Linked DNA regions of Mus musculus: region 1 is linked to region 2. Evidence: chromatin loops called from intact Hi-C (ENCODE). Cell type or tissue: left cerebral cortex. All regions are shown on one strand. Links, peaks and the distances in the headings refer to the core of each region. The heading gives the core; the rest is flanking DNA. Region 1 overlaps Fam110b (family with sequence similarity 110, member B). Region 2 overlaps Fam110b (family with sequence similarity 110, member B).

Region 1 (5,380 bases), core at 114-5,113, 75 kb after region 2:
AATATTCTACAGCCCATTTTGAAATTTAAAATGACCACCTGCCTTGGGTCCTTGAGCCACAATGTTTCTGAGCAGGAATGGATTATAGGACTTTTATCTAATTCATGCCCATGAAAGGTCGCTCAGCTGCTGCCTTCTGATCCATCTGTGGGTACCTTGGAGGGCTACTCTCTTTAGGCATAGATCTAAGGCCCACTCTTCACTCTTTTCTAACCTTCCAGCATTTTCCCTGACATAGAGGCATTTTGACAGTTGTATAGTTAACCATGGGTAAAGTACTATATAAAAGACTCTTTCTTGTTTCTCACACACCCAAAACAAAAACAAACAAAAAAATCCAGGAAAATAGTTGATTTTAGGTTTACATTAGATTAGAGCCTTTGGATTAAAAGCTCAAAGGCCGAAGGTGAACCACCTGGTTTTTTGATGCACAGAGAGCACATTAAAACATACGATCTACCTAAGGGAAGGTTGTGGGTTCTATACCCTGCTTCTAGAGGGAGCTGCAGGGGGAGGGGGTACTCTGGCTTCTAAGGCAAAGGGGTAAAAGTTAAAAAGGAGGAGGTCACAGAGAAAGTATTTCTAAGGCCACAGTGACACCTTCCTCAGATAGGCTGACTGTGTGCATCTCTCTCTTCCATACCATACCTGTGATCGCTGGGCTTGCCTCCCCGCCCAGGCTTGCTGGTTGCTATGCTGTCTGCTCAGTAGAGCCCAGGATGCTGCTTTCCTCAAGACACCCCTGTTCCCTGCCCAGTGAGATGGACCCTAACCTAAATAGCAGATTAACCAACATACAGGCTCAAAGAATTAGGGCTTCTTCCAGCAGTTTTCTTCAAATTACATTCAAAGAAAGAATCTCACTTAATTTTTGTGGGTGGTGGCAGGGTGTTGTTTTCTGTTTGATTTTTTTTTTTTTTCACCAAATTGAGGCATCAAACTAGAATCGCACAATTAAAGGAAATCACTATGTATTCATCACCTTGGGGTTTCTCAAATATTGCATAGGACACATTTTTATTAAAACAAATCCCTTTGCAGATTACGAAAATTGGCTCCAATAAAGCAGGATAGATTGTATTTAGAGGCGAAGCATTTGAGAAAATTATCAGGAGAGATGCCGGTTATTTCCTCCCTGTGTTCAGTATCTCACATGACAGGAAAAACTTACAGTAATATCACCTTAGATGTTGTTCACCTTTGTAACTCAGCATGCTAGCTAGATGTATCACTCTCTTAATATTCCTTGTTATAAGAGAACACTGGTGAGGTCATTGTCTGGCTGCTTTGGAATGCTAATGGTTGGTAAGTAGGCTCTCCTACTAGCAAAAGGAAAGACGAAGTTTCACACTTGTCAAGAATAAGAAATTATATAGCATTTTATAATTAACTTATCCACTCATATGCTTCCCCTCTGAGTATTTCTATAATAGTTATTTTTAACTAAATGTAAATTTTAATGAGAAAAACTTCACATGCATTCTTGGTTTCTAGAACAATGCTTTGAAACAATACTTCTTGCTAAAAGTCAGAAAACTGAAACTGGTTGTATTTCTTACAAGCTTTTGTGGTTTGGTTTGTTTCTTGCCACCCCTATTTCTCATCACCTTTCCAGTTTTTGAATTGTTAAAGAATTGATTATTATTAAAGAAATGATTGGTTTAGGTTTCACTGACAGATTGGTCAGAAGTGGTAACAAGTTTTACAGCACTGCAAAAGGGACACAACAGCGCACATCACCCACGTTGCTGCAAAAACAGATGGAGGTCTTAGGAAGTCCCTAGCATTTAATGAGCTGCAGAACGGAACAGGGCTTGGCTGAACCCTCAGTTCTCAATTCACGAGTATTTCCTGGGTCTCACTCTATGTGATGCCAGCCAGGCGTGTTTAGGAGGCGGTTCTCACCAATGGGGAGGCAGCTGGAAGAGTTCCGTGGGAAGCCTCTGCTGCTTTCTTTCTGGCAAACGCCCACATCTGGCTGCTGCCGAGGCGGCGCAGGCTCCATGAGAGGTCCCAGTTGCCCTCGGTGCCAAGTTAACAGGGAATTGCCAGTTGCAAGCCTCACTGACCTTAGGGGGTCTCTTGGCAGGCTGGGGTGCCACCGAGGTGGGAGCACTGCGGGGTTCCTCTGTTGCTAGAGCTGTGATGTCACCCGCCCCTCCTAACCCGCGGTTGGTTGTTTTGTGTTTCAGCTCTGCCTGCAGTTGAGCACAAAGACCTGAAGGAGACTCCCACAGCCTTCAGGGAGAAGAAAGGAGGCAGCCAAGCCTATTAAAAGGAACTTGTGGCTTGTGGCCTTTTTGTGTAGGAACGGCCTGGAAGGGGAGAAAAGTGCACCGAAGCCACAGTGGCGGTTAATGAGCTGTGAGATGAGGCGCAGCCGCGGCTGACACTGCTTCCAGGATCCTTCATCTGCCCTTTGTGCTTCGTGTACATGTGTCTGTTCAGGCCGGCCAGAGGCACCCAGAAGAGCATCCACCACGGCTGCCGGGGAAAGACCGCCCACCATGCCCACGGAGACTCTACAGACAGGTAGCATGGTGAAGCCTGTCAGCCCCGCGGGCACCTTCACGTCGGCGGTGCCCCTGCGCATCCTGAACAAAGGACCCGACTACTTCCGCAGGCAGGCTGAGCCCAACCCCAAGAGACTCAGTGCGGTAGAGCGGCTGGAGGCTGACAAGGCCAAATACGTCAAGAGCCAGGAGGTGATCAATGCCAAGCAGGAGCCAGTGAAGCCGGCCGTGTTGGCCAAGCCCCCTGTGTGCCCAGGAACCAAGCGTGCACTGGGCAGCCCCACTCTCAAGGTGTTCGGCAACCATGCCAAGACCGAGAGCGGTGTGCAACGTGAGACCCTCAAGCTTGAGATCCTCAAGAACATCATCAACAGCTCAGAGGGGTCCAGTTCTGGCTCCGGCCACAAGCATAGCTCCCGAAACTGGCCGCCTCACAGGGACACCACTGACCTGCACCGGCATTCCTTCGCAGAGTCGCTGAAGGTGTACCCTACACCTGGCCATGGCAGCCCGCAGGAGAGCAGCTCCCACGTGAGCAGGAGGCTGCTGGAGCAGTCCGCGGAGACCTTCCTGCACGTCTCACACAGCTCCTCAGACATCCGCAAAGTGACCAGTGTGAAGCCCCTTAAAGCCATCCCCTGCAGCAGTTCAGCCCCTCCCCTGCCTCCCAAGCCCAAGGTGGCTGCCATGAAGTCCCCCGAGGCTGACCAGGTGGAACCAGCCTGTGGGGTCAGCCGGAGACCTTCCCTTCAGCGGTCCAAGTCAGACTTGAGTGACAGGTATTTCCGAGTAGATGCAGATGTGGAGAGGTTCTTCAACTACTGCGGACTTGACCCGGAAGAGCTGGAAAACCTTGGCATGGAGAACTTTGCAAGGGCTAATTCTGACATCATATCTCTCAACTTCCGCAGCGCAAGCATGATCAGCTCAGACTGTGAACAGTCTCAGGACAGTAACAGTGACCTTAGAAATGATGACAGTGCCAATGACCGGGTGCCATATGGCATTTCTGCCATTGAAAGAAATGCTAGAATCATCAAGTGGCTATATAGCATCAAACAAGCTAGAGAGTCACAGAAGGTGTCCCACGTGTAAGAGGCACAGTGGTGAAAAGGAGGGGGGGTGGGTCTGTCTGTGCATACACAGTTGTGAAGGTTGTGAGGTCTCCTTGAAGTGTTGTGAGCTTCTCCACCCTTTGTGTTGCTTGTTGTGCAATGTTCTCAAGTTGCATGCCTGTCAACATGGCGACTGGCCTGGCTTCCTTGGTCACACCTCTGCAGAACCTTGCTGAACATCTGCCAAAAGTTTCCGGCCAGAGTCTGATTAGGGCTTTGCTCTTAAGCAAAACTGTTTACAGGAAAAAAAAAAAAAAAGGTTTCGATTTCTTCGATATTTATGTGGTTTTGTGTTTTTATACCCTGCGCTATTGTGTCTTAATTAAAAATTTTATCAACTGGCTTCTAAGTTGAGAGCAGAATCTTTTTGAAACAAAAAGCCACTTTGCCTACATGGGAGACCATAACACTGGGAAAATATATGGGACTTGTCACCAGACACAGAATGACTGACAGATAGGGCCAGGCTAGAGTTTCTTTATGTGAAATCAAGTGGGGGGCCTTGCTCCTTTGCTTCGGGCTTGGTATTCTCTTACCACTTGGTGGAGCCCTGTGGGGCAACAGTGTAGCCCTCACTCCAATTCACTGTACAAGTTGGTATTTCTGTAGTAATGACCCCAGGAAAGACAATCAGATAAAATCTGGGATAAGCAAATGTAGAAGGTTAAATATTGATTGGGAGGAGGGTGGAGAGACTGGTGATGCTGTTCAAAGTGGGATAATTCAGAAATCTCTAGTAGTAACCCAACAGGAAGTACCACTCTACAGCTGGTTAAAGCTGATATGGAATGCTATTTTTAAAACGTTATTTTGTTTTGTGCTTTTGGCCAAGAACTATTAACTCCTGTTGTTTTCCTCCCTTGCTCCCATGGTAGTTGTTCTGTTTGGGGCAGATGGGTTGGATTTCTGCAGGTTTGCACTCTCTGAAGACGTGAAGGGAAGTGAGGATACCATTCATGTCAGTATAGTCTCCATTCCACCTCGTCCCCGTGCCCCCAGCTTCACATTGCAGCAGTGTGATGCTGTTTCTTTGTTTATACTCCTCTCTCAGGCTGAGGGTATTTGTTACAGCTCTAGAAAACTGTAGAAACACTGTAGCTTTCCACCCTGTTGTCTCTTGTTGCCCGGTCCCACAATAACCTGCCCTCCCTCCTCAGGTGATTCCAGGCGCTATGAGCCAGCTGCTAGAATGTTGGCAGTGGAAGCAGAGGACCCCAGTGGTGGTCTGCTGCTGCACTGCTTCATAGCCCACAGGTTTGCAGCAGAGCCATCCTGTTCCTCATCAGCTACTAGGAGCCTTTAAACAGAGTGAATGCTGTAAGACTTTGTACATACTTTAGTTGTTCTGGAATCTAAGAAGAAAGTTATGCTAATAAATAGCTCTGGTGTAGGCTTTACCTGTGCTGATTTCTTTGTCCTTTATTTTCTTCATAAGAATTTCACTGTGGACTGTGGGTCAGAAGCACATTTTTATAGGCATCAAGAAACATTGTTCCATTACATTGATCTCACCTCAGCTCAACAATTATGAGCAGCACTATTCTTAGTTGTAGTTACTTCAGTACATGTTTGCTAAAATAGTTACTGCAAGGTCCCTAAAATATGCCACCTTTTCACTTAGTTAATTTATTTTTATTTTATTTTTGCTTTTCCTTAAACATCGGGACTTTCTTGAAATTTTCAGAATACTCTTTAGTTGAAATGTTGGAATTCTTACTGTGGGGAGCATAACTTTGAAATGGTTAGTCCTGT
Region 2 (5,380 bases), core at 63-5,062:
TCACTGATTAAGAAAGTGCCCCTAGGCTTGGATCCTACAGGCTGATCTCAAGGATGCATTGTTTTGTTTGTTTGTTTGTTTCCTCTGTGGTTTCCTGTTTTCAATTAACTCTAGCTTGTGTCAAGTTGATGAAAGCAAAATAACAACAACAAAACAACAGCAACGAGAATAGGCCGGGATCATGGGAGACTGATACAAGAAAGGTCTACAGGAATAAGTCCAGCTATCATCTAGATTTCCTCAGGGCTTCTGTCACTCTTTTCCCACTTTGGCCTGGTTTTGTTTCCCTTCCTGTTGCACTTTCCAGCCTCTGTAGCCTCTCACGACCTTCACAACTTCTGAAGTTGTCATCACAGAGGCAGCAGAGAATGGTCCCCAATACTGAGCAGCCTCTTCACCCACATAGGTGCCTTCAGAATCCTGTGCTGCACTGCGGTTCACTGAGTCCTTAGTGCTCATTTGTTCATTAATAATGACACAGTGGCCATTTGTTTCCCTGTCAGTGTGGAAGCTCTGGTAGAGTCAGAACACTTCGTCCTGCATTGTTCCCCAGCTCAGCCTGCCTTTATACCTAGTGAAAAAAAATGCTTTTTTGTTTTCAAAATCAAGGATGAGTTGACTGAAACTCAAAAAGAAATGTTTCTTACCTGTGTGTGCATGTGCGACGTGCAGCACTTGTGTACACATAGAGGTACAGATAATGCGTTACCTTGTTTCCCCTCACAGAGTGGCCTTATGAAAGACTACTGATGGATTGTTATTCTGGTTCAAACAAATATTGGAATCTGTTGGAGGTTAAGATCCAAGAAAGGACAGTTGCTTCCTTCTCTTGGAAAGTATCTGTTTAATGTCTTCAACAAAATAAGCAAGAAACAAATTAATCAAACAGCTTTTTAGTGCCTATTTTGAGCTAGCCGCCTGTTAAAGGAAGAGGAAGGTGGAAACTGTTAGATGCTTCCTAGATAAATGCTTAGAAGTGTTACTAGTCTGCATCCCACAGCCTGCAGGGAGCTGTGCTTCAGTCCAAGGGACCAAGGGAGCTCCTTCTAGATTTCTGCCTTATGAGAACTGTGATGGGCTCCGCCCGTCACTGCAATACGCCAGCAGCCACTTTCCCTGGCAAGCTTCTCTCCATCCTGTAGTTCCAGGTTGCTGTGGATGTCAGCATTCCTGCCTGAGCATCACTCATGAATCATTAGCCATGGGGATACATGAGTCAAGCCATTCCTCACGCTGGTTTCTTTTTCCAAAAGAGTCACGTGTTCTTGGTCAGTACTTGTTTTCCATTTCTCTTGATGATTCTTAGGAATATCTGAGCAAATTGCAGTGCCTGTGGAATACAGCAGCTCTTTGTGACAAGTTTTAGATAAATATCAAAAGAATGGAATGTGTGACAGTAAGAGATTTACACTGCATCCTTGAGGTGGAACTTGGCTTTGGAGAGCAGCCTGTTGTCCAGGAATTAAAAATGAGCAGACTTGCTCAGCTTTTCACCCTATAGAATCTGTCTGGAGGAAGGAGACTAATGCTGAGAGAAGCACAGGTCGGTTCATCTCACAGCTAACGTTGCCTTTACTAGGTGAGCTTGCTCTTTCTCTTCTTTCTAAATTGTAGCTCTGAAGTTGAATTTCTCGTTACAAAACCCAAGTACTTCTGAAATGTGTGTTTTATAGTCTACTCTGTATGTCATTAGTGAGATTCACTTATGTTTATAATTTCATAGAGATCACTGCATTGGTAGACAACCAAGAATGTTCCATACACAGAGGTAGGGAAATGACTCCAAACTTCAGTGAGTACTTGTGAAAGAACTGTGGTTGGTCAGGCTTGCTGTCAGCACCATCACCATTTATCATTTAATTATTTAATTATTTATTACTTCCCTTGATACAGTTAAGGAAGGGAGGAAAGGAGGGAGGGAGGGAGGGAGGGAGGGAGGGAGGGAGGGAGGAAGGAAGGAAGGAAGGAAGGAAGGAAGGAAGGAAGGAAGGAAGGTAGGTAGGTAGATAGGTAGGTCAAATTATTCCATAAAAAATGATTGCTTAATTTTGACCTCATGTGCTCACTGCTTAGAGCTCACTGGTAATAACCTTTTGTGTTGACTCCTTCTGTTATGTCTGAGAGGCAGAGACTAGATACTTGTTATGGGCCATACAACTTGGGAATGAAAGCTCTAGATCATAAGGCCAGGGAGCACACTACTAATGACAGCATATGCTTTTCAGTCTATACCAAGCTGCCTCGCACAGTACCTGGCTCCAAGGACAACATTTCTCAGAAAACTGTATAACAGGCAAATTCACCTTTTAGAATGACTTGCGATCACTTTTTCACTTTGATCTGTGAATTATTTATCATTATACTCAGGATTTTTGACACCTTGGTTAGCCTTTTTCCACTGTGGATGGAAATCTGCATGGCATTTTAAACTATATTGAAAAGAAATTAATTGATCAGCACTTTTGAAAATTAATGGCAAATTACTAATCATGGTAAATAAAGCTAGGCTTGGATTTTCTAGCTCCCTCACTAGTATGTCTGAGCCTCCAAATTGATGATAGTTCTTCAGTGCTGGGGTCTCAGTATAAGTTAGCAGGTAGCACACTCATTGATCTAAGTATTCTTTGTTTCACTAGATGAGAGGGAAATAAGAACACACTTTAAAATTCACTTACGGGTTAGGAGGTAATACATTAATCCTTAAAATGACAGAAAATCAAGATGATTGTGTCTGTGGGGTTTAATTTATTAAAATTTAATTTGCTCCGGTGCCTTGCTCCAGTAACTCTTGTGCTAGCAAACTAGCTATAATTAGATTAGCAGCCTGCTCAGTGCTGGTGACAGCCTGTGCCTCAGAGAGCATGTGCTGGACTCCGCATGTGCCTTATCCTCATTGGCTGGCGTTGCTGCTCACACGCTTGATAGGTTTCCACAGTAATCCTTATGCTGCATTAGAGACGTAGATACAGAGGCACTGTGCTGTGTTCTTGCAGAACATAGGCAAGGTGCATGGTTGGTTACATTAAAGAAGGAGTCCTACTCAGCAGAGCAGGTGTTCTTTGTTGCAAAGGCTCGGTGGAATAAGGACCTGCAGCTAGCTGCAGGCGGAGGTCAGTGAAGGAGTCTCAGTTCACGGTAATTACTCGAGTCTTTCTCTCTTCTGAGCAACACAGCCATGCATGAAATGAAGCGTGCTGATAGTGTCATCTGTCTAATTTGATCTTGCTTTGTTGACGCTGTCTGTGCACTGTGTATTAGTGCTCCATACTAATACACATTCTCGCAGGGAGAGATTGCTTGTCTGTTCATGGAGGAGCCTTGTTTTCACCTGAATGCAAGGGTGCATGTGCCTGGGAGTGATTCTCATTGGTTCTTTTCGGTTTGGGAAAGCCGGTGTTGCTTCTATTTAGGTGTCTTTGTTGGTGTATGTCAGGGCTGTTGACTTCACTTTGAGTCCTGACTCCCAGATAATTCGAAAACAAGGAGAATTTAGTAGATCATACTTTAATTAGAGGAAGGCAGAAGGCTTGTGAGTTGCTCTCTGGTTTTTAGCTGGAGAAGTAATGTACTATTGTTTCTTCACAGATGTGTGCAGCCTTCATTTTGGATGGGTTTCTTTGTCTCACCTCTCGTAGTCTCAATGAAGCTTCTTTAGTACAGTGAGTGTTAGCAGATCTCATTTTGGGAAATAGCCACATGTAGGTATTTATCAACCACGCCTGAGGAAGTATTTGCCTCCAGGCTTTGTTCAAAAGATGCTGCTCTTGCAGTTGGAATGTCACAGTAGGGAGATGTGTTCTTACCATGTTCAACAGTTTTTATTCTATTAAGAATTGCCTGGTTCATTTTCCAGACAGGGAGATTAAAAAAAAAAAGCCTTAAGTTCTGCAATAAAGGTACTCTATTATGAAAGAAAAAATAGTTATTAGCAAGACCAAGGTTCAAAGAATCACCGGAAAGAACCTTGTTTTGGGTTCAGAGCCCCTGCCTCTCTCCTAGTCCTTAAACTTGAAAACCGATGTCTTTCTGTGTCAGCCTGCAGACTCCACAGAAACTTGTGTCCTGAGTCACCAGTCACAGGGCTGGCCAGCTGCCACCATGCGTCTGCTATCAGCAGAGAGAGTCATGCAGACTCTAAAAACTGTCAGAAAGTGTTTCCTGGTCCTGAAAAGCCAAGATTGCAGTTTATATATTCTGTGAAAATAACTTCTCTTGTCTCGGTCTGTATCCTGCTTAAAGTGGTCCAGTACACAGTTTGGGCAGAGAAACCCTTCAGGTTACTAACTGTACCTCACCATACCACATGCCCTCACTCCCAAATCTTCCTGGGAAGGAATAAATTATCCAGTCAGCATTAACTCACGTAGCAATTTCAAGAGGAAAGTCGAAGCATTGTGGAAGTTTCATGGCCCGTAATGGAGTTTGGCATAGTGGCTTTGATAGCCTCGAGACAGTGGGAAGATGTGTTCAGCTGTGAGACACCATGGGGGTGAAATGAAGACACAGCCATTCTTCATATGACACCTGCTGCGTACAAACCTCATCCACCCTCACTGTGTACAGTGCCTACCCTAATACACTCCCTGATGGACCTCTGATGGGCCACAGCACCAGCTAGCATCTACTAATAAAAGGAGATCAAGTTTTTGCAAAGTAACACAACATACACTTTTATCACTTAACTTTTTGTTCTTAATACATTAGGGAGAATCTATGCTTGAAAACTGAAAATAAAAATGGATATTTTTTGACAGTTTAAAATTTGTAATCAGTCATGATGGCTTGTTTGTTTGTTTGTTTGTTTGTTTTTTCTACAAAAGTCCAGGCATCTCTTCTGTATAACCATCATTCTTGGCCTGACATTCTTCCTATTGCAGACATAGACAGAACCATTCTGCCTTTTAAAACTTAGGCTCAGACACTCATCTGGGGAGGGATACATTGACGTAGTTATATAATAACTTTATATATATATATATATACATATATATATATATATATGTATATATATATATATATATATACTATCCTCAATTATATCATAATTATACGTAATAATTATTTAGTTATAGGATTGGGATCTAACATAGGGCCCAAGTCATGGTGGACAAGTGTCTGCCACTGAGCTGTATCCTCAGCCCTTCCTTCCTTCCTTCCTTCTTGGTCTGCTGGAATACTCCCTGCCTCTCTAAGGGAATCACCTTAAAAATAGATAGCTGTTGTCTTTTCATTATTTACTGTGGATTCACTTTCCCCTATCAGACTGCACGGGGCACCTCCTGTGAGCTGCACCCAAGTGTTGTGTGTTAATGGAAAAGCTAGAAAGTAGTGATGTCTGTGCCCTGGGGCTGAGGCTGGCTCTTCAAGAATCACCATGCCT

What was found. Hi-C counts contacts between places; a loop is a spot of excess contacts. Peaks named below come from ENCODE experiments on the same cell type or tissue, not always from the same donor. Only the 100,000 strongest peaks of a DNase experiment are listed, where the experiment ranks them.
Region 1: it touches region 2 in a loop (4-fold over the local background); 6 of 42 quality-filtered maps call a loop at or near these places.

Annotation. Positions count from the first base shown.
Region 1 is chr4:5,796,077-5,801,456 of GRCm38, forward strand. It overlaps Fam110b (family with sequence similarity 110, member B), which reads left to right. Exons shown (of 3, transcript NM_173426.3): 3 at 2,193-5,025. The coding sequence starts at 2,508. The coding sequence ends at 3,608. Among named protein-coding and RNA genes, the nearest start is that of Gm24337, 110 kb to the left of the region's middle. RefSeq lists an enhancer at 751-4,260. In left cerebral cortex, for the core only: CTCF peaks have their summits at 2,218 and 4,170 (motif pointing right); a DNase peak (open chromatin) is centred at 1,991; H3K4me3 peaks cover 1,349 bases; H3K27ac peaks cover 1,221 bases.
Region 2 is chr4:5,721,376-5,726,755 of GRCm38, forward strand. All of the region lies in intron 1 of Fam110b (family with sequence similarity 110, member B), which reads left to right. Among named protein-coding and RNA genes, the nearest start is that of Gm24337, 36 kb to the left of the region's middle. In left cerebral cortex, for the core only: no CTCF peak of the experiment used is centred there; DNase peaks (open chromatin) are centred at 1,178, 2,895 and 4,092; H3K4me3 peaks cover 2,065 bases; H3K27ac peaks cover 1,414 bases.